Linked DNA regions of Mus musculus: regions 1 and 3 are each linked to region 2. Evidence: chromatin loops called from intact Hi-C (ENCODE). Cell type or tissue: heart. All regions are shown on one strand. Region 1 holds the start of Gm22471 (a small nucleolar RNA gene). Region 2 overlaps Ankrd36 (ankyrin repeat domain 36). Region 3 holds the start of Ccdc117 (coiled-coil domain containing 117).

Region 1 (8,000 bases), 68 kb before region 2:
GGCCCCAGAACCTGAGACCGGCCTAAAACCAAACCAAGATAATCAGTCAACTCCTTGGGACCAAGACCAGACCTGAAACCAGACAAATCAAAAACAAAACAGAATCAGAAGGTGGTCCAATGGAGGACACACAAGTGAACAAGACACACAGACACACAGACATACAGACAGGGAGGGATCTCACTTTACCTCTGACGTACAGTGTCTGTGTCTCATGACAAAAACCACAAACAAAAACAAGATAGCAACAGAGAAAAAGAAGACACCAGTATCTCTAAGCACACTCGTCCACGCCTGGACTTGTACAACCAGCCAAGCCAAACGCTATTTCCTGACGGGGGCAGATTCCACATCGACTCCCTTCCTCCTGAAAAACAATTTGCCTGACGGCGGCGATTAGTGACAAGTCAAAAGCACCCTTAGGTGGCCAGCCTACTCCAAACGTTGGCCACTCGGAGGCGCAAAAGGTCTGCCACTGACCCTTTCTGACCTCCACCGACTGGTTGTGGGCTCTGACCCGCACCTCCTTCCAATGCTCCAGAGTCAGAGAAAGAGGAGTGAACACAGATTGTCCCATTTCTAGAAAAACAGTAGTCACAACAAGAGCGGACACGAGACTAAGACAAAAAAGAAACCAGAAGAATCAGATGGCCTCTCCAAGGCCGGCCGATTGAGACCCTCTGCACGAGGTGGGACTCGAACCCACGATCCCGTGACCAGACGCGAGGTGGGACTCGAACCCACGGTCTCGCAACAAGGTGCGAGGTGGGACTCAAACCCACGATCTCGCAACAAAACACGAGGTGGGACTCGAACCCACGATCTCGCAACTGGGCACGAGGTGGGACTCTAACCCACGATCTCGCAACCCCAAATGGTCTCTTGGCCTTCAAAGGGGTCCACCAGGCGTCCCTGATCCTCCCCTGTTCCTCCTGGGACGTCTCCCAGGGTGAACGGACGGTGGACACCTGGACACGTCTATCCTTATCCACCCCGCACTCCCTCTCGGAGCGCGGTCTCACTGAGCGTCCGCAAAACTGAAACTGCGATCGCACCAGACTTAGAAACAGAACACAGACATCAGAACACAGACATCAGACCAAAACAGAACAAAGAATCTTACCTCTAAGTGGGTCTAGGACCTCTGGGTGGTCGCGCTGTTTCCCGGCCAATGCACCAAATGAAAGACCCCCGAAGGGAGACCCTCCCTCAGACACTTAAGTCCCGGGACAGCCGCGTACCCAAGAAGACACTGAGACCATACATAAAATGTAGAAGGTAAGATTTAATAAAGTAGCAACAACATGAAAGCACACAGACCAGAGCTCTGGGGTCGAAATAAAGCAGCAACAGAAAGCACACAGAGCTCTGGGGTCGAAACTCATACACCTTTGCACAGGGTAGAGGAGTCTCGACCGTCAGCCAAAATTTTTCACAGGCTTATATAGTAAAACTCAAAGGGGGAGAACTGGGCAGGAAAAGTACAAGTTTACATCACTAGGGAGTTCTGCCAAAGGAATCTACGTAACTAAGGAGTCATGTCCTATCAAGGAACCTACGTAACTAAGGAGTACCTGGTTCATTTTGAGGTTGTTCTAGGAGGCCTTTATCTCAAAAATGTTCTTGGAACAGTTTTTAGTTGGGAGGGTTCGAACTTTAGGGTGAGGAGTTTTGGGGTGAAAAGTTTAGGAGTGTTCTGGGAACAATCTCTAGATGGGAGGGGGTGGGCTCCGAGGTAAAAAATTCATGTTTTCACAAGAGGCCAGTAATTTTCTATTCTTCAAGGTGAATGGAAAGATCACCAAGTATTCCTAATGTAAGACAAATGCAGTGCAGGACCATGAGTTTGACCTCAGTGTTGCAAAACAAAAAGTCTAAATAAAAACAAATGACTTTTCTTAATTTGAAGGTATGTCAAAAAACTCCCAACTGTTTAATGCCGAGATTAAAATAAATTTAAAAAGAAATAATAAAACTAATTGTCTTAGGGTTTTACTGCTGTGAACAGATACCATGACCAAGGCAAGTCTTATAAAAACATTTAATTGGGACTGGCTTATAGGTTTAGAGGTTCAGTCCATTATTACCAAGGTGGGAGCATGGCAGTATCCAGGCAGGCATGGCACAGGCAAAGCTGAGAGTTTGACATCTTCATCTAAAGGCTTCATCTTCATCTGTAGGACCAGCACCTTCATGCACTCCAGCAGGTCATCAGTGAGGTAGATGTTGGGGCAGGCCCTGGATCTGGGCCTAAGGGGTATCAAAAATGGTCAGCCACCAGCCTTCACGATCATAAGGCCAACTTATCTGAAATTCCTGCAACCAGGGCCATCTTTACCCAGCTACTCAGGAGAGGTGCAGGGCCCGCTCTCCTCAGTGCTGCAGCCAGGGAGGGACATGGCCAGCTCTCTCACTGTCATAATCCAGGGGCCGGCTCCCTCATCTGCCACAGATGTTGAGGGACAAGGGAGGAGAGGAGGGTGTCTCTCCCTTGTTTGCACCACTGCCCAGCAGACAAGAGGCAGAGCTGGCTCTTATGTACTCACACTCTTGGGGCTGGCTTATCTGCAGTCCTGGCATCCAGGGCCAGCTCTACTATGCTGCCCAGGCAAGGTTCAGGGCTTGCTCTTCTGAGCTGCAGAAAGTAGGCAGCAGGGCTAGCTCTGCTGCACTCATGACCCCAGGGCCAGCTCTCCCACCTGCCCTAGGTCCCAAAAGGTGTCGGTGGAGAACAGTACCACATGGCAGACAAAAGGCAAGGCCACACTCACACCGTGGGAGTTGGCTCGCCTGCACATCTTCCCACTCCCCCACCTCTGCCATCAGGCTTAGTTATAATGCTGCCCAGGTGAGGTGCAGGGCCTGCTCTCCAGAATGCTGCAGCAGGTTTAGGGCAGAACAGCTCTCCTGCTTTCATGACCCCATAGGGGCTAATTCTCCCATCTCCAGTGTAGAGGGCAAAAGGAAGGAGAGGGGATCTCTCCCTTGCCGACACCAGGGCACAGCAGATTAGACACAGGGCTGGTTCTCCCACATTCGTGGTCTCCAGGCCGGCTCACCCACAGCCTGCACATCCAGGGCCAGCTCTATTGTGCTCCTGGGTGAGGTGCAGGACCTGCTCTTCCAAGCTGCTACTGGTGAAGATGAGTCAGCTCTGGATCTCACAACCCCAGGGCTAGGTTTCCTACCTGCCTTGGGTCATTAGGGGTTAAGTGGGGAGGAAGGCATCTCTCCCTTTCCATGCTGTCACAGGGAGAGGAGTGGTAGGACCAGCTCTCCCATGCTTGAATCCTTGGGGCCAGCAAACCTGCAACTCCCCCAATGTGCGGACTGCTCTCCTGAGTACTCAGCTGGCTATAGGTGGGGCCAGCTCTCCTGCTCTCTTGCCTCTAGGGCCAGCTCTCCCACAATTCCCAGGTGAGGGGTGGGGCCAGTTCTGCCAGCCCTCAGACTTTAAGGCAGCCCAGACCAGGGACATCTGCCTGGCCTTCAGTGGTAACAGACCCCTAATACTGCAGGGCCAAGGATCCAGATGTGGTCTCTCAGTGTCAGCAGGTCAGGACCCTACTATGGTCCAGGCGGCATCACCAGCTCCTTATATCAGGGTGTCCCTCACTACCCCTGAGTTTGTAGTTCTGCCTCTCTTCCTTGTGCCCTTATCCTTCTGTTTCTCTCTCTCCCATTTCTCCACCACTTCCTTGCTCCTTTTAGTGGCCCCTGGGATCTTTGGGGTCATTCAGGAGTGGTCTCAGGAGCTATGCTGTGCTTGTGTACTATGGTACCAGGCAGGGGTCGTCTTGAGCGTGGGAGTGGGGGTGCCAGGCTGGTGTTCATCTTAGGCTGGCTTCCTGTCAGTGCCCCACAGCACCGAGTCTGGTGGTCCTTCCAGGGTGCTTCCTCTGCCTGCCCACCCAGCAGCTATCTGTCTTGGACTCACTCCAGCCTGTGGCCTGTGGTCCCAGGTGGGGTTCTTCTAGTCTCTGGCTTGCGTTCTGTCCTGGGCGTCTGTCCAGTCCTGCTTGACACTGGAGTGGTGGTCGTCTCAGGCTTGCTTATTTCAGGGATTTTTTTTTTTTTTAAGATTTACTTATTTTATACATATGAGTACACCACCATTGCTCTTTTCAGGCACACCAGAAGAGGGCATCAGACTCCATTACAAATGGCTGTGAGCCACCATTGGGGTTTCTGGGAATTGAACTCAGAACCTCTGGAAGAGCAGTTGGTGCTCTTAAATGGCTGAGCCATCTCTCCAGCCCCATTTCAGGGAATGCTAGGCTACTCATCATTCAGATGTTCACAGGTCAGAACACAGTGTAAACAGAGCCTCTTTCCTCTCTGCTACCTACTGAGGCACACGAGACACAGCAGCCACATCTTCAATGCCTCTAGGGGAAGGGAGCAAACATCTTTATTTATTTATTGTTGTTTATTTGAAACAGGGGTTCTCTGTGTAGTCCTGGCTGTTCTGGAGCTCACTCTGTAGACCAGACCGGCCTTGAACTCAAAGATCCTCCTTCCTCTGCCTCCTGAGTTCTGGGACTAGAGGCATGTGCCACCATGATCAGGACTGCAGATTTTACAATTAGGAGACTGCCAGGGCTTCAGGGGGTATTGTCCCAGGGCTCCTACAGAACAATGGAGCTGCCCTGTGCTGTGGATGCAGATGTGTGCAGTGGAAGCACCACGGGCAGCAGCCTGACAGCAGGGATAGACAGACTCCTTTACTGGATTAAGCTTTCTGAGGAAGAGCGAGCATCAATTAAGTGTACAGCGTGTGCTTTCTAGATTCATATCCATGGAAAGAGTTTTGGACAATGCCCTCCCAGCCAATAACTCCCCCAGTGTTATTTCTCTTGATGTATATATTGTGGGGTGTACTGGTTAGTTTTGTGTCAACTTGACACAGCTGGAGTTATCACAGAGAAAGGAGCTTCAGTTGAGGAAATGCCTCCATGAGATCCAGCTGTGGGGCATTTTCTCAATTAGTGATCAAGGGGGAAAGGCCCCTTGTGGGTGGGACCATCTCTGGGCTGGTAGTCTTGGTTCTATAAGAGAGCAGGCTGAGCAAGCCAGTAAAGAACATCCCTCCATGGCCTCTGCATCAGCTCTTGCTTCCTGACCTGCTTGAGTTCCAGTCCTTGGTGATGAACAGCAGTATGGAAGTGTAAGCCGAATAAACCCTTTCCTCCCCAGCTTGCTTCTTGGTCATGATGTTTGTGCAGGAATAGAAACCCCGACTAAGACACGGGGTATTCACCAGAGAAGACTGTTCAGACAATAGAAAATATTCATTAGCTAGCTAGCAAACTACGCTGTGTGTTAAGGATCCCAGTATAGTCCTGAGTCTTTCTCGGGGTGAGTTTTAAGCACAAAACCCATGTTCTCTGTTTATATACTTCAGTTAGCAAGAACAGTTAGCCAGAAATGCAACTACAGAAGCTAAAAAGCAAGGTAAGTACATTTAGAGACTTTCCCAGAACTTTGGACTTTGATGGGTTTGGTCTTTGTTTTAGTTTTGGCAGAGGGTGCTGTCCACTCGCTGAGTTTTACAGCATTAATGGTGCTTTCAGCATGGAATCCACTGTGCTGGCATCCGGGGGCCAGCTGAGGTCTCGGGCACTATTACAGGGAGTGGTTAATGCAGAGGGTCAAGGCTGTTCAAATGCAAAAACATGGATATTAAAGACAGGAGGGATCAATCTTACTGTCGGGTCTAGGCCAGGAGGACTATGGCATGTCTATAAGATGGATATGCTCCAGGACTGGATGCTGGTTGTGGCACATAAGTCTCTCCCAGTCACAGCCATGCACCTGATGTCATCAAACCCAGGAATCTCAAGACCCTTTCAGAGGTCTTCAGACCCTTTCAGAGGTATGTCTGATAAAGCTTCCTCAGAGAGATCTCACCACCAGGGAAATCTCTGAGAACTTACAATGAGGTGTGACTTTTGATGCTAACTCTCATCCTCATTTACTTCAACATAAAATGGTTGCAAAGCAAACATTTAAATGACGAGCAACGTTTATTCTAAACACTCCCCTTCTTTTCCCTTTTCCTGGAATCTGGTAGAGGAATAGTGTTTCAGTGAATGGCATTGCCTTTTCCCAGGTTCCTAAAATTTCTGCAAGACATCAAGTCTCTTTGTGACAACTGTAATAGATTTCTGTGTAGCCTATGACCTTAGCATGTCTGCTCAGTTTTATGTCAACTTCATGGAAGTTAGAGTCACTTGGAAAAATGAGTAGTGACAAAATTCCTCTCATAAGATCAGGCTGTAGGCAAGTGTGTGGTGCATTTTCTTTGTTTATGATTCTTGTGGGTAGCGCCACCACTGGGAAACCAGGTACAGGGTTCTATTAAAAAAAAAACAAAACAAAAACAAAAACAAAAAAAAAACAAAAACAAAAAAAAAAAAAAACAGGCGGAGCAAGCCAAGAGAAGCAAGCCAGTAAGCAGCACCACTCCATGGCCTCTGCATCAGCTTCTGCCTCCAGCATCCTGCCAGGAGACTGTTCAAGAATGGACCAACTTGTCAACTGTGCGCTGAAAGAAACCTTGCATTTCACAAAAGCTTCTGTCATGTGGTTTCTCACAGCAACAGAGCGGTGTTGGTCATTTCTCGAGAGTGAGATAAGACAGCCTGGGAAGAGTGACTTCAGCAAGGGAAGGCTTCCTGCAGTCGTCATGGTGGCGAAGGCATGAGCACAGGAGGAGCAGCCTGCTGCTCACATCCATCGCAGTCAGGCAGCAGAGGGAGACTCAAGCCAGGCTCCCTTACGCCTCCATAGGAGGCAAGGCCCCCAAGGAAAAATTCTGCCACACACATCAGGGGGAGGCTTTGTCTTGTTAATTAGTCTGATCTGGATAATCCCTCTTGCAGCCAGAGGCCAGTCTCCCAAGGCAGTCAAAGGAAGTTGATAACACTAAACTGAAAATAGTCAAGTTCAACTTATGACTTCACTGTGATATGTGCTCTTATAAAATAATAAAAACAAAACTAGAAAGAAACGGTTCACTTTATTTGAATTTGCTACAGGTAATTAATTTGCATAATTAATACTAAACATTCTCTGTGCAATCCCAGAACATGTAGTTATGATCATTGACATTCAACATGAGTAAGGACACAATGTCATCACTTTCTCAAAAATAAAGGTAGACTTAATATAAAATCAGGAGGGGGCTGGCAGAAGGGAAGGCAGATGACTGATTATGATCTACAGGGAATATACTCTAAGATATTTGTGTACCCGCCCTCCTCACACTAAATGAAAAGACCAAAGAACTACAGCATTTTTTGGTAAATCAATATTTATTTGACATACTCTACAATATAAGTACACAAACCCAACACATACATACTTGAGCAAAATATCCAAAGAAAGCAAGGATGGACTGTGCATTTAGCACTTGAATCCTAGATCCCAGTGAAACACAGTTCATAGTCCAGAGTAAACACTTCAAACTCCTCTTCTCATCAATGTGCCTGGTACATGTTCACACAGAGAGGTGAATGCCACAGGCTGTGTAGACAGGGAGGTGCAGTTTTGTTGTCTCAGAGTGTGACTCTGCTTAGGAGGGTCTCATGGCCTTGGCTCAGGACTTGTCTGATTGGCTGGCAGGATCTGTCATCTTCTCTCCTCCCTCCACCAAAGGACTCTGAGAGTCCTCGCCAGACAGCTCCTGAGGGGCAGGCATGGGGGCTGGGACAAGCCAGCCCTCATCAGGGAAGACAAAGCCTGCCTGGTCGGCCATGCTGTAGAAGGTTGTGCACCATGGCAGTCAGAGACTCTGAGAGCTGTCTGAGCCGAGAGAGCTGCTCAGGGCTGAGCTGGGAGCCATGCTTCTGGGCCTGCATCTGGACTGTGTCTCTGTAAGTCTCCTCAGACTTGCCCCGCAGAAAGTTCACCTGGCTCTTCCGAATTGGTGGCGGGTCTATGCCCTGAGGTTCTGGGCAATGGACTAATCCACCTTGGTGACCATTGGCTTTTGACTC
Region 2 (8,000 bases):
AGATTCACTGCAGAATTCTCCCAAACCTTTAAAGAAGAATTAACACCAATACCCCTCAAATTATTCTGAAAAATGGAAACTAAAAGAATAGTTCCTAATTCTTTTTATGAAGCTACTATGATCTTAATATCAAAACCATACAAACACCTAGAAAATTACACAACAGTTTTCCTCATGAACATGAATGCAAAATTTCTCAATAAAACATATGCACCAAGGTCAACAATGACTGGGGCCTCATGAAGTTGAAAAGCTTCTGTATGGCAAAGGACACCATCATTCAAAGAACAAGCTACACAGAATGGGAAGAATTTTAACAATCACACATCCAATAGAGGGCTAGGGGTTGCCTAAGTCTACCAGAGATCACAGATATTTACATCATAACTCATAATAGTAGCAAAATTACAGTTATGAAGTAGCAATGAAAATAATTTTATGGCTTTGGGGGTTACCTTAACATAAGGTATTAAATGGTCATGACTTTAGGAAGGTTGAGAATCACTGATCTAAAATATATAAAGAACTCAAAAAACTGGATGCCAAGAAAATAAATAATCCACTTTCAAATGGGGTATAGATATAAACAGAACTCTCAAATGGCCGAGCAACACTTAAATGTCCTTAGTCATCAGGGAAATGCAAATCGAAATTACTTTGAAATCTTATCTTATGCATGCCAGAATGGCCAAGATCAATAAAACAAAGGGAATCGTTTCTCCATTGCTGGTGGGAGTGTGAATTTGTACAGCCACCATGGGAAGCAATGTGGCAGCTCTGGGGAGAACTCGAAATCAGTCTATCTCAAGATCCAGCTATACCACTCTTGGGTGTACACCCAAAGGACCCTACATCCCACCACAGAGACACTGGCTCAACCACATTATCACTGTTCTGTTTCACAATAGGAAATAGAAACAACCAATGAATGGATAGTAAAAATGAGGTACATTGACACAATGAACTATTACTCAGCTCTTAAGAAAAATAGGATTATGAAATTTACGAGCAAATGGACGGAACTAGAAAAAATCATTTTAAGTGAAGTAGCCCAGGTCCAAAAAAATATATTGCATGTTTTCTTTTATGTGTAGATGTGTGCTATTACCCAAATAACCACAGAGCTTAGTAAGGGACTGGGGAGAGAAGAGGATCTCCCTAGGAAGGAAGTATTATGGAGAGATAAAAGCGAAACTCAAATAGGAGAATTAAATAGGGAGAGAGATGGGAAGGGAAAGTGAATGAGGAAACATTAGGAAGGACAGCTTACACTAAAGGCCTTTTGGAAATCATATGGAGACCTACTGCTATAGACGGTCCTAAAATATATACATATATGAGAGGAACCTAGATGCCCCAACACATCACACATCCCAGGCTATCGCCAAGGCTATTGGTTGTGCTCTATGGGCTGACAGTAAGGCCCTGCTGCTTAAGACAGCACTTAGGTCACCTGACGCAGAGTTATCAAGCTGGTGAAGCTTTGCCTCCATTGACAAGCGTTGCTAGCCCTGGAAGGCACTCTGCATAACCAGAGAAGAAAGGCAAGGCAATCATCACGGTCACCCAGCAACAGACACTCAAATCCACAGCAGGGACCTGCTGGAAGATGGCTGGTGCAATGGCGTCACACATGTTGAGGGAGTGACCAACCACTATGTGATTGACTTTAAGACACACTTTAAGATGGAACCCTTGTCTGACATTGCCTGGGTGGCCAAAAACCTTAGGCTGGATAGGTCACTGGCCTAGGGGAAACACAAATACAATGGTTCTTGTAAAGGAAACTAGCAAAAGCAACACCTCACTTAATTGCCCTTATCAGAAAAGTTTTCTCTTGCAGTAGATGGGGATTAACACAGACCCCAACTAACAATGTGCAGAGTGAGAGACTTCAGCGTATTTAGTCCTAAATGGGATGTTTTCATCAAACCAACCCCTCCAAGTCTCAGGGATCAATGTGAAAGAGGAGGCAGGCAGACTCTAAGACCCAGCATTGACAGATGACTCCAGGGACACAGTGTCCTCCATACACAAGAGGAATGATGCACAGTGAACTCACAGAGACTGGGGTAGCATGCACAGGACCTGCACAGCTTCAAGCCAGACAGGGTTCCAGGCTGAAAGAGGGAAGGAGACATGGGTCCCACCCGTAACCAAGAAGCTATTAGCAGCTGATACTCAATTGCAAAAGAAAAAGTTAGTTTTCTCCAATGGAGTCTCACTGGGTAAGTTCCCAAGACCAGGAGGTGATCAGCCAACACAAGATGAACTCAGTGGTATTTTGTGGATTTTTTTCTTTGATTTGGCATCTGTTGTTTTATTGGCCTTTTGCCTGATTTTTTTTTTAATTTTATTTTTTGTGGGGCTTTTTTTGTTTTTAAGAAAGAGAGAAAGAATATAAAGTTAGATGGGTAAGGTAAAACTGGGAGGAGTTTGAGGAGAATCAAGATATATTGTTTAAAATTTTTTTATTAAAAAATAAAATAAACAATGAAATGCCCAAATCTGTAATCCATAAAAATACAAAATTATTTTATTTGAACCTTTTATTAAAGGTTCAGTTACAGACACCAGCTTGTACTTTCTACTTCTGCCTTTTTATCTGTTCCCCTCCTCCTCACCTTCCTCCCTTTTTTTCTTTTTGTATTGGGAGAATCACAGGGCCTTGGGTTTGCCAAACAAGCCCCTTTCCACTGACTCACAAGATATACCCAGTAAGAACTCTTTATTTCTATATAGTAAATGAGAAAATGAAATTTAAGTTTCTATGTTACTTTTTAAGTTTTTAAGTTACTTTAAAATGTACATCTTCCATCGAATCCTTTTAATTTACCTTTTGCTGATAATTATGTACCTGTGATGGATACACATCCAATTAACAAAATCACAATGTAGGCGTTTTTCTAAAATGAATTACCTATTACCAAAGAATCATATGAAAAGATGGGTTTGTATATATCCAAATCCTCTGGACAATGACTACTCACAATGCCCCCCAGAAGTGAGGCAAACAGAAACCTCTGTTGACTTTATCACCATCATTATTTGTACATAAAGGACCTAACCCAAAACCCAGCACAGGCCCTGTGCCACTCAGCTGCGTGCGGCTGCGCCCCTCGAGGTTGTTAGGACGCCTGTGATCTCTACAACCACCTCCAAAGTAATTTTCTTCTCAGCCGAGAAGGCTCTGGCATGTTTTGGGTGCTTGATACATCAGAGTTGTTGTGCGTGTGCTCTCAGCAAAGCTTGCCATACTTCTTGAAGCTGCATCTCAACAGGGAAGACTTAGAAACCCGTCGCATTTGCAGCTCTTCAAACATAGCATTAGAATTTTCTTCTAATGTTAATTTGGTTTTGCATGTAAGGTGTCACCGTTATGGAAGTAAACAATCTTAGTTCACCTACTATTCAATTACTCATTCTCAGAGACTAAATGTCAGTAAGCATCAGTATTTAAAGGATGGTGAAATAAATGTTCTTGTAGTATTGAAAATTACCCAGCACATATCAGTGAGGATCAGTCTAGTAGCAGTGACAGTGTTGTCTTCTGGGTCCTAGATTCTTCTGGAAGGACTGAAGTAAATGAGGGATTTATATTTATTATTATTTTTTTTACATTTATTTATTGTCCGTGTGGGAGCATGTCCATGTCTCAGCATCCCATGAAGATAAGATCAGAAACCAACTTGGAGGAGTTGTTTGTCTCTTTCCACCATGTAGATTCTGGGGGTTGTACCCAGGCTTTGGTGGAAGCCCTTTTACTCACTGAGAGGCATCTCACCAGCCCTAAACTAGTTTTACTTGTTAATTTTGCTTGTATGGTTCTTGTGTATCTAAACGCATACTATGAAAAGCCAAATGGTACGCATTAAGTCTTTTTGTTTGTTTGTTCCTGCCCTATGACTTCTAAGGACGAGGATAGGTTAGAGAGGCATCTTCTGGCACCCAAGGCGTCCCAGCATCAAGCCAAGCAGACGAGCCCTCCACCTGTACAACTTCAAGAAAGATCTCAGGGGCCAGAGATGGACACGGCTTCTGATGAGGAAGATACGTCTGGACTTTCAAAATCCGCTAAGGGCCAAATACTTGGGGGAAAGTTGACATTAGGAGAAAACCCGGAGGGTAAAGAAACTGTACAGTGTGTCATTAACAAGCCAACGCAGAAGGGTGACGAGATCTATGAAGATGTTAACGCTAATGTTTACCTCAAGGAAGAGCGACCACCTGATGTCTCAGGAAAAACTCACCTGACGTCGGACCCCACTACCCTGGCCTACAATATGTTTGATTGTGGCGACAGAGATGTGAGCGCTGCGCTGGTCTCTGTAACACTGCAGACCTCTCCCAGACAGGAGGAAGGTGGCCTTGGAAATGCCTTTCCATCTCCCTCGTCCTCTCAGGACGTGGACTACAGTGGCCAGTCACTTACTAAGTTTCCCTTAATGAGAAATAAATTAGACTGTGAAAATAACGCATCTGAATTGGGAGAATCTTTTCACAAAAGAAAAGAGAAATCTTCTAAAAACATTGAAAGCAGAAAGGTAAAAGGTAAGTGCCCAGAAGTACGTATGGGTGAAAAGCAAGAAGGCCATGAGTTCAAGAGCCAGTCGCAAAAAACTATGAAACCAAAACGCACCGACTGGCAGTTAGATATCAGACACATGCTGAAGTCCAGTGATGCCAACAGGCTTTCAAACGCCAAAGAAAGGAGTCACGTGACCGAAGTAAAAAGTTGGGGTGATTCTGCCCTTGCAAGCGACATGTACAGGAAAAGTAAAGGCACACAGGACCTGTTCCTGAAGCCACTGCCCTGCAAGGGCAATTTTGAAGCCCCAGCGCGCACCTTGGGAACCGCCAGTGATGCGCCCCCTGGTGGCCCAACAACTAGAGCTTTCGCGGATGAAGAACTGCGAGGCAGGCTATCCGACAGTGAGTTCAGGATATTGGAGGAAGAGATCCTGGCCTGGGAGAAAGTCCACCTTGAAAGCGAGGTAGTTGTTCTTTTGCTGTCATGAGTTGCATGCCTGTTGCCTGTTGTCTTTTCCCCTAAGCAAATAGAGGTGTGTTTGCATGAGATTGTGTAGCCTTGTAGACTACTCTATTTCCTAAGCAAAGGAACGTAACACCGTGGCCTCCGCTTCTTAAACCACCCTAGGTATGTCATTTGAGATACTAGGAAGGAAGTGTGTGAATTCAGGACCTGGCATTTTGTAGACTTTTAGTAAGTAACTGCTCTTAACATTCCTTCTTCTCCAAACTTGAAATACTGTGTGGTTTTATGAAATGAAGAGATAATCCCATGGCAGATCTAATATTTGCATGGTGGTCTTTTTTGCTTTTTTAGATTTACTTTTATTCTAAGTATGTGTTTTGCCTGCATGCATGTCTGTAACTGGACTTAGAGAAGATTGTGAGCCAGCACATGGGTGCTGGGAATCGAACCTGGGTCCTCTGGAAGAACAGCCATCCCACCAACCCCTCTCAGTACTTTTCTTACTACTTTCACATTTTAGTCAACCACCTCCCATCAGTGATTTCCCACTTTATATCTAGATTGTCGAAACTCTTGTTTACCAAAATGAGAGTCCTACCATCCCATGCCCATGTTCACCAAGATGTAGTCATGGCAAATATGGAGCTTTGCAACAAAAGTAGGGCCGTGGGAAACATTTTGGGCATTTTCTGGGCATGGCTGCACACACTAGTAACCTCAGCATTGGCAGGGATGAGGCAGGTGTGCACACGATGACAACGCCAACCCTGTAAGTTGTGTTGGAAGTCAGTCTGAGTGACACAGGCAATATACATATACATTTTCATTTAAAGTATTTTATATAGTTGTTTAACTTTAGTGCAAAATACAGAATCAAAGGCAGACATCCTGAAGTGTAGTTCCTTGTTGAGATAGGTGTGCCATCCAGTTTTGGTTAATATATTTGATGGCCAGAGACCCTACAAACTCTATACAAAGTTTGGTCACCATATGAAGAAAAGATATTGGCTTGATCCAGAAATTACACAAAAGATCCTCTATAGACATGTTCAGAAACTTAACATTTTACTTAATTTCAAAACAGTGGCTTTCCAAATAGGAATTTCATTAAGTTACTAACTTTTAAGTCTTTAGGTCTGGTTAATTTTAGTGTATGACATTTTTGTTTCTAGGATTTTTTTTTAATGGCAAAGTAAAAAATAAAGAAATGATGAGTAGGAAAACTTCAGATATCATATTATGAAATACTTGGGAAATGTTTACAGACTAATTATGGGTATTGATTTTTTTCAGAGTGTCTCTGAGAATCTGCTAAACAAGTGTGAGGGGATTATATCTGATGCCACAGATCAACAAGGGCGATATCTAGATATGGAACAGGCAACAGGTAAGGGTGAGCCATCCTGAAAGTCACTGGGACTAGCAGGCACTGACTGAATGGTAAACATGTGCCCTATAGCCAAAGAAATGAACTAACTAAATGCAAGGAGAAAAGGAATGGACAAGAAAAGTGGGATCCAGGTGTCTGTCATTCCAGGACAAGAGGAGAATGCCTCTGAATGCTCCTTGGGACTTCCATGGCCTTTAATCCCAGCACTTGGGAGGCAGAGACAGGCAGATCTCTGAGTTCAAGGCCAGCCTGGTCTACAGAGTGAGTTCCAGGACAGCCAGGCCCAGGGCTATACAGAGAAACCCTGTCTCGAGATCACTTGACAGGGAATGCCTTGACCACTGAGCCATCTTTCTGCTCTCACCTCACCCCCCAACTCCTGCACTTGATCTATTGAGACCTCGTCCCCTCACCCTACCCCTAATCCTGGAGTTTATCAGTTACCTTCCCTAGCTGGCCAGCAGGCTCCTCCAGGGACCTGTGCCTTCCTCCATCCACTGTGCTACAATTGCAGATTTGTGCAGCCATACTCAGCTTTTAAGTGGGTGCGAGGATTTGAACTCAGGTCCTTTATGCTTGCTTGTCAGGAATTTTACTGAGCTATCATCTCCGGACTCAAATGTTAGTAAATAACTTGACTTCTCTTGTTGGAGATAGAGTACACTTGCTGATAGAATATAGGGGGCACATAGGAAGGACATCAGTTTACCTGTGTAGTCATCGCCACTGAGGACCTGGCTGCAGCAAAGAAGGGAACTTGTCACAAAATGAACACAAATGCTTCTGATGAGAGCAAGAGGGTATTACACATAAATGCGCAAACAAATCCTATTAATTTTGGGCTCCGTGATTAATAACAAGTGGTGTGGTTGTGTGTACCTCCTTCTTTCCTGTCAACGTTTTGCTTCTGGGGATCTTGTTGACAGAGACAAGTCTGAGATTGTAGAATCTTCCCAACATCAGGGTGACTTGAGGCCACTTTTACCCACTGTCCAAATGACTGTCCTCAGGTTTGGACTATTCAGGCTTCCTCATTTAGGGAAAGGATTTATCAAGCCAAATAATATAGAAGTGTGTATGTGAGTGTGTGTGCATGTGTGTTTGTATGTGCATGTGTATATATGTGTGTGTCTCTCTCCCTTTGTGTGTGTAGAGCAGTGAGCTTATAATATTTTTTAAATAAAGGAGCCATCTGCATTTAAAATTTTAATTTGAAAATTGAAAATAACCATTATTCCTTTAGAGTTTTATTCTTTTTATCCTTTTCATCTACTTTTAAGTGCTGTTCTTTATAACCTCATGAGTAGGTTTTTAAGAGAACTGTATGTGTGTTTCAGCAGAAGTGGATTCGGAGGGGACATCACAGCTGGAACAAAAGAATCTTGACAGCAGCGAGAATACTCAGCCGTCGGTATGCACAGTTTTAATACACAAATCTCCGTCATGTTTTCTTTGTGCCATACTCCAAATAGTGCTTACATAATCAGCTTTTCGGCAGCAATTCCATATCACATTTGACGTGTAATGTTTTAAACATCTTAAACTAGTAATAAAACTGTGTGTTCTTAGAAGCTACAGTCAGTTTGCTGCTTCAGAGCAGACATTTTTCTGAGT
Region 3 (8,000 bases), 87 kb before region 2:
TAATAACTGAGAGAGAATGGGCAGTCTCCCAGAACATCTAATAATTCAATGTATGAGATTGTCCTTTGACCTTAGGTTGTTTTATCCTAGAGAGTTATGTTGCTAATTAATAGCTGAAGATCAATAGTGATTAAGCCCTAAAGAAAATGTGAATTTAAAAAGGTTTCTACAGCCGGGCGTGGTGGCGAACGCCTTTAATCCCAGCACTCGGGAGGCAGGCAGATTTCTGAGTTCAAGGCCAGCCTGGTCTACAAAGTGAGTTCCAGGACAGCCAGGACTATACAGAGAAACCCTGTCTCAAAAAACCAAAAAAAAAAAGGTTTCTAGGAGCTGGAGAGATGGCTCATCAGTTAAGAGCATGTACCGCTCTTAAAAAACCCAAATTCAGTTCCCAGCACTCACTCTCAGATGGCTCACAACCACCTGTAACTCTAGCTGCTAGGGACTCTAATACCCTTGGGCTTTGAACATCAATATCCATGTGTGAATGCACATACACAAAGGAAAATAAACTAGCATTTTAAAGAAAGGTTTTTAGATACCGAGCAAAGCAGTGAGGGTGGCAAGCTAAGCAGTACACATCTGGGCATAGATCTAAATGTGCAGGCCACCCATTGTCTTCAAAAACAAAATTCCCAGCTGTTCATTTTACCAATGAGAGCCAGATGCAGGGGTGAAAAAGAAGCAAGTAAGTAAGACAGCTGGCTTAACTAGCTCTGTTAGCTCAGAGAGGCAGAGCGAGCACCCACCCAGTGGGTCTTCCTAATTTACTGACTGTTCTGAAGGAAGCTTTCTCTCTCCACACTGTCTTAAAGACCCCCACTCTGTTCACTTAGGTTCACTCCCTGTCAGCTGCTTGCTTGCTCTGCCTCTTGACCTAGGATTGACTTTAGTTGTGCGCTAGGGCTGAGCCATACACAAGGTTGTTCTAGTTCACACAATCTTGTGGCCCACAAAGTGCAAATATCCTGCAACATACCCACTTTTCAAGGCTGATATCTTTCTCCATCCACAAATCAAAGGCAGCTAATTTTTTTGAGACAGGGTTTCTCTGTGTAAGCCTGGCTGTTCTAGAATTTGCTCTGTAGACCAGGCTGAACTCAGAGATCCACCTGCCTCCGTCTCCAAAGTGCTAGAAATAAATGTATGAATTAAATCAAGTTCCTACATCCCCTACCCCCAGACAGGATTTCATTGTATAGCCCTGGCTGTCCTTGAAGCGATCCACCTGCCTCTGCCCCCTGAGCACTGGAATTAAAGACCTTTGCAACTGTACCTAGCATAGTTTCTACACCTTAAGCAAACACTGGTATCAGTAATTCAATTACCTATAGCACTATAGAAGACAAAAAAAAGTTCTTGAGTTATCTATAGCAATCCCAAGGCAACAAATCCCCTGATGTAGGGGTTTGTGGGCTAAGGGCTAAGTTGATCTAAGGCAACTTTTTGGACTGGGGCAGACAGCTCAGTGGGAAGGGCGCTGCCATGTACATGAGGACCCGGGTTCAATCCTCAGAACCAACATTAAAGAAAGCAAAGCATAGTGACTTGTAACACTAGCACCAGAGAGCAGAGGCAGGAAAATCCCTAGCTCTGTCTGAGCCCTAACCATACAAAAACTAGGTGGGGGCCATGGAGTTGGCTCAATGGGAAAAGTCCCATACATGCTGTGGCAGCATGAAGACCAGAGATGTATGTAAATGACAGGTAGGCATGGAACCCACCTGTAATCAAAGGGCTCAGGAAGTAGGGATGGGATTCACAGGGCAAGCCAAAGGCAGGTTCTGGGTCTGAGTGAGCTACTCTGCCTCAAAATAGAACATTTCAAGTAATTGAGGAAGATACCTGATGCCAACCTTTGGCTTCCACTTATAAATGCATCTCACACACACACAGAACAAAAACAAAACAAAAACTGCAGCAAAGCTGGGACTGCAGGCACTTTAATCCCAGCACTTAGTTAGCATAGATAAGTGGCCAAAGCTAGCTTGTTCTACCTAGTACATTCCAGAACAACATAGTGAGCCTTTGCCTCAAAAACAAAAAACAAACAAACAAACAAAAAGTGGTGGTGTACTTCGGAGGCAAGAGGCGGGCTGATCTCTGATCTCTAAGTCCAAGGCCACCCTTGAAAAAAAAAAAAACAAAACAAAACAAACCACAAAACAACAAACCAAAAGCCAACCAAACAGAAGGTGAGGTGGATGATATCAATAACATCCAAGATGGGGCTACTTCTGCCTCCCTTACCCCTCATTCACAAAAAAATAAGGAAATTTTCAACTCTCGCTTCTCCCCTGAGGCAGGGCTTCTCTCAGTAGCCTTGACTGTCCTTTAACTTTAAGCTCTGCCTAACTTGGCCTCAAGTTCTGGGACTAAAGGCACAGGCCACCACCTTCTGGTTTTTTTTTTTTTTTTAATTTTTAAAAATTTTTTAATGTGTCTAAGTATCAAAATTCATTTTTTTTTTTTTTTTTTTTTGTTTTTTTCAAGACAGGGTTTCTCTGTGTAGCCTTGGCTGTCCTGGAACTCACTCTGTAGACCAGGCTGGCCTCGAACTCAGAAATCCGCCTGCCTCTGCCTCCCGAGTGCTGGGATTAAAGGCATGCGCCACCACACCCGGCTCAAAATTCATTTTTAAAAATTCATTTTTAGTTCCTTCTTCCCCCCCCCCTTTTTAAGACAGGATCTCATGAGTCCCAAGCTGGTCACAAGTCACTGTTTCAGAGGGAAGACCTTCAAGGTCTCATCCTCCTGCCTCCACCTTCCTCACTAGCTCTTGTTTGGTTTGTGCTTTGAGAGCTAGCCCCAAATTCTCCTTCTCAGTTGGGATTACTGGATTAAGTCGTCATTGTCAGAAAAGGATTTAGCTTCTACCAGGGTCGGGTGGAGGTAGGATCAGACAGACTATCCAGGACAGGGCCTGGGACAAGTGAATGGGGTTGTAACTGCCTAGCGTGATCACCCTAGGTGACCCTTAGCACAGGAAAAGCAGGAAAGCAAGACGATTCAATGAGTAAGGACACTTGCCCCTAAACTGACAACTTGAATCTGATCCTGGAACCCACATGGTGGGAGAGAGCCAATTTCCAAATGCTGTCCTCTAACTTCCACATACTCATCTGGAATTTGTATAATAGTAATGGTCAAGAAAAAAAAGAAAAGGCAGGTATTGAGGCCTGGTAGCATGTGGGCCTTTATAATCTGAACATGCAGAGGCAAACAGATCTAATAAGTTTGAGGACAGCCCTGGTTAGACACGGCTCCACAGACAGGCGATCTTAACAAAAACCAACAGGTAGACCTTGTATATACTCATTTGGAATAAGCTACTCCAAAGCATTGCAGAGTGACCAGGTATCTGGCTACAAAATTTGTAAGTTTCTGGACTCTTCCTAAGGAGAAAGAGAACAGGTTACATGGTTACTACCTCCGCGGAGAACACCAACCCTTCCAATACAGAGCCTAGGATTTTCTTTTTGTTTTGGTTTAATACTTTTGTGTCTGAAATGACAGTTTAAAATGCATGCGCATTTTCCTCTACCTGCCCGCCACTCAGTTTCTGCCCCTAAAAGGCAAACAATGTCAGCAGTTTAAAGAGATACATGTGCTTCACCGTTTTCACTTCAAATAGGATACACGTGTTAAACTAACCGCGACCACAAAGAGGACAAATTGGTCTGGATACTTACTCATCATCCTCCGCCAACCGCTTGTGTTTCTTTCTACAGTGAATGGAAACACTGTTGGAACAAACAAAAACAAACCAGTCACTCACGACTGGAACGTAAATGTAACGTTTCTGCACCATGTATTTGTCGCCTCACTCATCCGGATCTCCCGCCACAAATTGAACATTCCTTCCTTGGCCGTGATAGACCCACACAGGTCCCAGGTGATCACGATTTGCCAGGGGCTCCGAATAAAATAACCTCAGACAAGAAAATCTGAAGTTGTCACTTCTGTCGGGGCAGTGACAGTTGAGCACTCGCTCCAAACCCATTTCTGCCCCCAACATTGCCGATGAGGGACCCAAGTGTCCCAGAGGCATTCAAAGTTGTCCCGGCCGGCAGCCGGCGGCCGCGCGTGTGGAGGGAAGCGTCCAGGCCGAAGAACCCTCGAGGGTCGCCCGCCCTGCGCCCCGGGACTCACGGTTAACGTCCCGAGAGGTTAACGGGCCCGCCCCGCCTGCTCACCGTCCGCGCGCTGTTCTCCCGCCCGGGCTGCTCGGCGCGCCGCGGACACCGGGCCGCGGGGCCAGGTCATGGCCGGCGGCTCCTGGCGGGAAGGCCCGGCCCGCGAAGGCCGGTGGCGGCTGCAGGAAGTCCGCGCTGCCGCTCAGAGGGAGGCCGCTGAAGGGCCGGCCGAGGGCTGCCATGGCTTTCCAGACGAGGCTGCGTCCGCGACCCCAGTCGTTCGTTTTCCCAGACTCCGCAGTGGCCGCCACCAACGCTACCCACGATTACCTGCCTCTGAGCCCTCTTCGGCCCCCCAACCTCACGCCTTCTAGAACCCTCCACTCCGGACCGCCCAGAGACACGTCGGGATTTGTTGTGTATAGAGGGCCGCTGTCGTGAGGCATGCCGGGAGTTGTGGTCCTTAAGGACTACAGGCAAGATGGCCGGGGGTGTACCGGACGAATTGCAGGAGGTCAGGTCGCCCTCACCCGGCCAGAATGACAGACACCCAATCCCTATACAGAACGTTTGAGCTGGGCGTGGTGGATTCCCAGCTCTTATCAGGTGGAGGCAGGATAATCAGACACATTCAAAGCCAGACTTTGACTAAGTAGCATGGTCTAGGCTAGCCTAGTCTACGTGGGACCCAGTCCAAAATAAAAAGTTACACGTTTCTGTTTCTTCTGTAGTAAACAGGATAAGAAAAAATGTTTTCAGAGTTGAAGTGAGTAGTGAATGAATTAAAAATCTAGAGGTGGGGCTGGGCATAGTGGTGCACACATTTAATACCAGCACTTTCTGGGCAGAGGAGGGAAAATCTCTGAATTCTAGGTCAGTCTGGTCTACATAGTGACTTCCAGGCCAGCCACTGTTACGAAACAAAATATAAAAAAAAAAAATGCCTAGGAGTGGGACCTGACAGCTGGAGTTATTATTCTAGAATCTATGGTGAAAGGAAAACCAACTCTAGAAACTTGTTCTTGAACTTCCTTTCGTGGGGTGGGGGTGGGGACTGGCTTGGTTTTGTTCCCTGGTTACACATGCACTCTCATGCACACATATAACAATAACAAATAGAAAATTAAAAGCTAATAAAACTCCGAGAGGGAAGTGCAGCTGAGTGGTAGGGTGCATGTACTCCACCACAATATTTATACATGAAGCAGGTGGATGTGTGGCACATACTTCCAGTCAATCCCAGCTATAGGGAGGTTGAAGCAAGAGAATGGTTGAGTTCAGCCTTAACAACAAAACAGGATGTCAAGGCTTAGAAAACTCTACATGTGTGTACTTGTAATGCTATCTTTCAATTGTTTCTGTGTTTTATCATAAATGAAATTTTTGATGTATTGGATCCCATGGACAATTACTAAAACCCCCAGAGATTGGGAGAGCAATTGGAGGGGAAAAGCAGAAGTTCAGCCTTGTATATCCAAAGATGGTTAATAATGTCCCCTGCTTAGGTTGGACCAATGGAGTGGAGGATTGATTGGTCAGTCCTACCACTGATCATCCCCCATTTTTTTCTGCCTTAAAGAATGATCCCATCACTCATCACTGAGTGGCTTATACCATTGTCAATGCCATTTAGCCAAAGATTTATCAAGGACACACCAGTAACTGAACTAGAGTGGACTTAAGGAAGTGAGTTAGTGTCTTAGCCTGGGGGAGTTGAGTTAGTGATAAATGATTTGGAGGAAGTAAAGTTCATAAAGGCAACTTTGTATGAGCAGGTCGGGTGGCATAAACCTGTAATCCCAGCATTTGGAAGGTTGAGGCAGGAGGATTTTAAAAATGGAAGGGCAGCCTCAGCTAAGAAGGACATGAAATGGATGTGTGAGACCCTATCTCCAAAACGAACAAAACAGCACCTTTGACTGGAATGAATTGTTAGGAATTTAGGATAATTCTGTGACTCAAATAATTCGAGACACATAGGAAATTTCCTCTTTTTATCTACTTTAGTAGAAGTCTCTGAGCTTAGAAAGGATTCTCTTAGCAGACCAGTGAAGGCATGAGATAGGATATGAGGACTAATTTAGGAAACTATTTCTACTGTCCTACCACACGTTGTGGCTGCTACATGCTAGGAAGTTACCAGTTTGGGGAAGGTACAAGATAGGAAATGAGACATGACTATCCCTTCTACATGTCTGTGTCCTGACACAATTATCAAGTGGCTTGCTTTCATCTTGAATTTGAGGTAACAGAATAATGTTGTTTGAGGACCACCTGCAGAATTCTTCAGGACAACTCTGGGGCTGCCCTAATAGTATCATTATCTAACTCGGGTCCAGAAGTCCATCGCCCAAAAAAAAAACAACGTCTGAGAGCTAAGTTTTAGGGGCGAAGAAATGCTTTATGCAGTGGCCAACCATACAGTCACTGTGCGTTGAGTCCTATCCATACTCTCCAAACATCACGTGTCCTCCCACTGGTCTTGCCTCGGCAAAATACGGTGTGAGTCTGTATCACGTGACACTACCAGGACCTTCCACCTCAGCCAAAGAATGGAGAATTGCCCATACACCAACTTCCCTGCTCTAAGACTACTACCACAATTTTTGAGCCAAATTTGAAGCAGCCTTTATTAAATAGTGTTCAGGAACTTGGATACTGGCCAGGTCCATACCCAAGACCTATGTGTAACTTTAATTTTTTCAAACCTTATTTTTAATGATGGTTTTTAAACACTTTAACCTTTGTTGCCCACCACCCACCTATCAGAGGTAGTAGGATGCCGCAGACCCTCTGGGCCCCTTTGTCTGCATGGAACGGGTCTCTAGTCACAGGTGGGCAAAGCGTTGGATGGGATGACAGACAGATGCACACAGGAGAGGTTGTGTAGAATCTGAATGTAATTTGTCAAATCGAGCATCAAACTTTTTATACAGAAGAAAATAGGGAAATTGGGTGACACACCAGCAAGGTACAAAGAGGTTACTGGATTCTTACATAAAACAGAGGAATGCAAACACAGAAGGTCTAACAGGAACCACCTGGGACAGAATTCATTGTTAACAGCTGGGATCAACAAGGGCTCCACCTAAGATTCACTTAATCTTAGGAGTCAGGGTCAAGGGCTTCCTGCCCTTGCAATAGTTCTTATTTTAGTCTATTGTATAGTCCACCTTTCCCTTAGGCCATTGTAAATACATGTGTATGGGTGTAACTCAGCTATCTATAGTTCTAAGTATCTATTCTGGTTTCTCCTTAGGTCTGAAACTTCCTTCTTCCTAGATGATGGTAAATTCCTGTGTATGGCAGTGACCTAGCTTTTATTCAAAGTGATAGTGTAATACTAGAGGCAATTTTGAATGTTACTGAATAGGCAACATTCTTCCTGAGTTCCAAGCCCAGGGTCTGCTCAAGGACTTTCTAGGAAGTTGGAACATTGGTGAAGGCTTGGCTATGTCAGAATTCAATCTTAAAAGGCACTTATAATAGGATAATACTAAAAGAGAGCACGTGGATCCATACACTAGTCTAACGCGGGAATGGAATATTAATGTGTGGGTCAGAGAGGACGCCACACTCCAGGAGGTGAGTTTCCATGAAACTCTTCTGCCTCGTGAGTAGCTTCCAAGCCACTCGGCCTGTCAAGCTGACTCGACCAGAGTGCCTGGCAGTAGGAAAGAAAGGATAAGAAGTTAGTGGACCTGTGTAGAAAGGTTCTTTGGAGCAACTCCCTTCTCTGTTGTCTAGAAATCATCAGCTCAGTTCAGAGGTTAGCAGGCAGTAGCAGCTCGAGCCACATGTAAACACTTCATGAACATACCAGCAGTCCCATTCAGCAGAGTTGGGTTAGCAACAGCAGTGACA

What was found. Peaks named below come from ENCODE experiments on the same cell type or tissue, not always from the same donor. Only the 100,000 strongest peaks of a DNase experiment are listed, where the experiment ranks them.
Region 1: a loop joins it to region 2, with 2.3 times the contacts of the local background. A loop is called at or near these places in 7 of 42 quality-filtered maps.
Region 3: it touches region 2 in a loop (2.7-fold over the local background); 4 of 42 quality-filtered maps call a loop at or near these places.

What each region holds. Positions count from the first base shown.
Region 1 is chr11:5,556,337-5,564,336 of GRCm38, forward strand. It overlaps Gm22471 (a small nucleolar RNA gene), which reads right to left and starts at 4,399; the gene lies at 4,270-4,399. It also overlaps the pseudogene Gm3186. In heart, CTCF peaks have their summits at 4,135 (motif pointing right) and 6,737; no DNase peak of the experiment used is centred here; H3K4me3 peaks cover 305 bases; H3K27ac peaks cover 1,005 bases.
Region 2 is chr11:5,624,413-5,632,412 of GRCm38, forward strand. It overlaps Ankrd36 (ankyrin repeat domain 36), which reads left to right. Exons shown (of 27, transcript NM_023816.3): 16 at 3,915-4,994; 17 at 6,290-6,383; 18 at 7,727-7,797. Among named protein-coding and RNA genes, the nearest start is that of Ankrd36, 59 kb to the left of the region's middle. In heart, a CTCF peak has its summit at 4,874 (motif pointing left); no DNase peak of the experiment used is centred here; H3K27me3 peaks cover 437 bases.
Region 3 is chr11:5,537,681-5,545,680 of GRCm38, forward strand. It overlaps Ccdc117 (coiled-coil domain containing 117), which reads right to left and starts at 4,537. Exons shown (of 5, transcript NM_134033.2): 1 at 4,197-4,537; 2 at 3,693-3,743. The coding sequence starts at 4,378. In heart, a CTCF peak has its summit at 4,664; a DNase peak (open chromatin) is centred at 4,591; H3K4me3 peaks cover 2,182 bases; H3K27ac peaks cover 1,624 bases.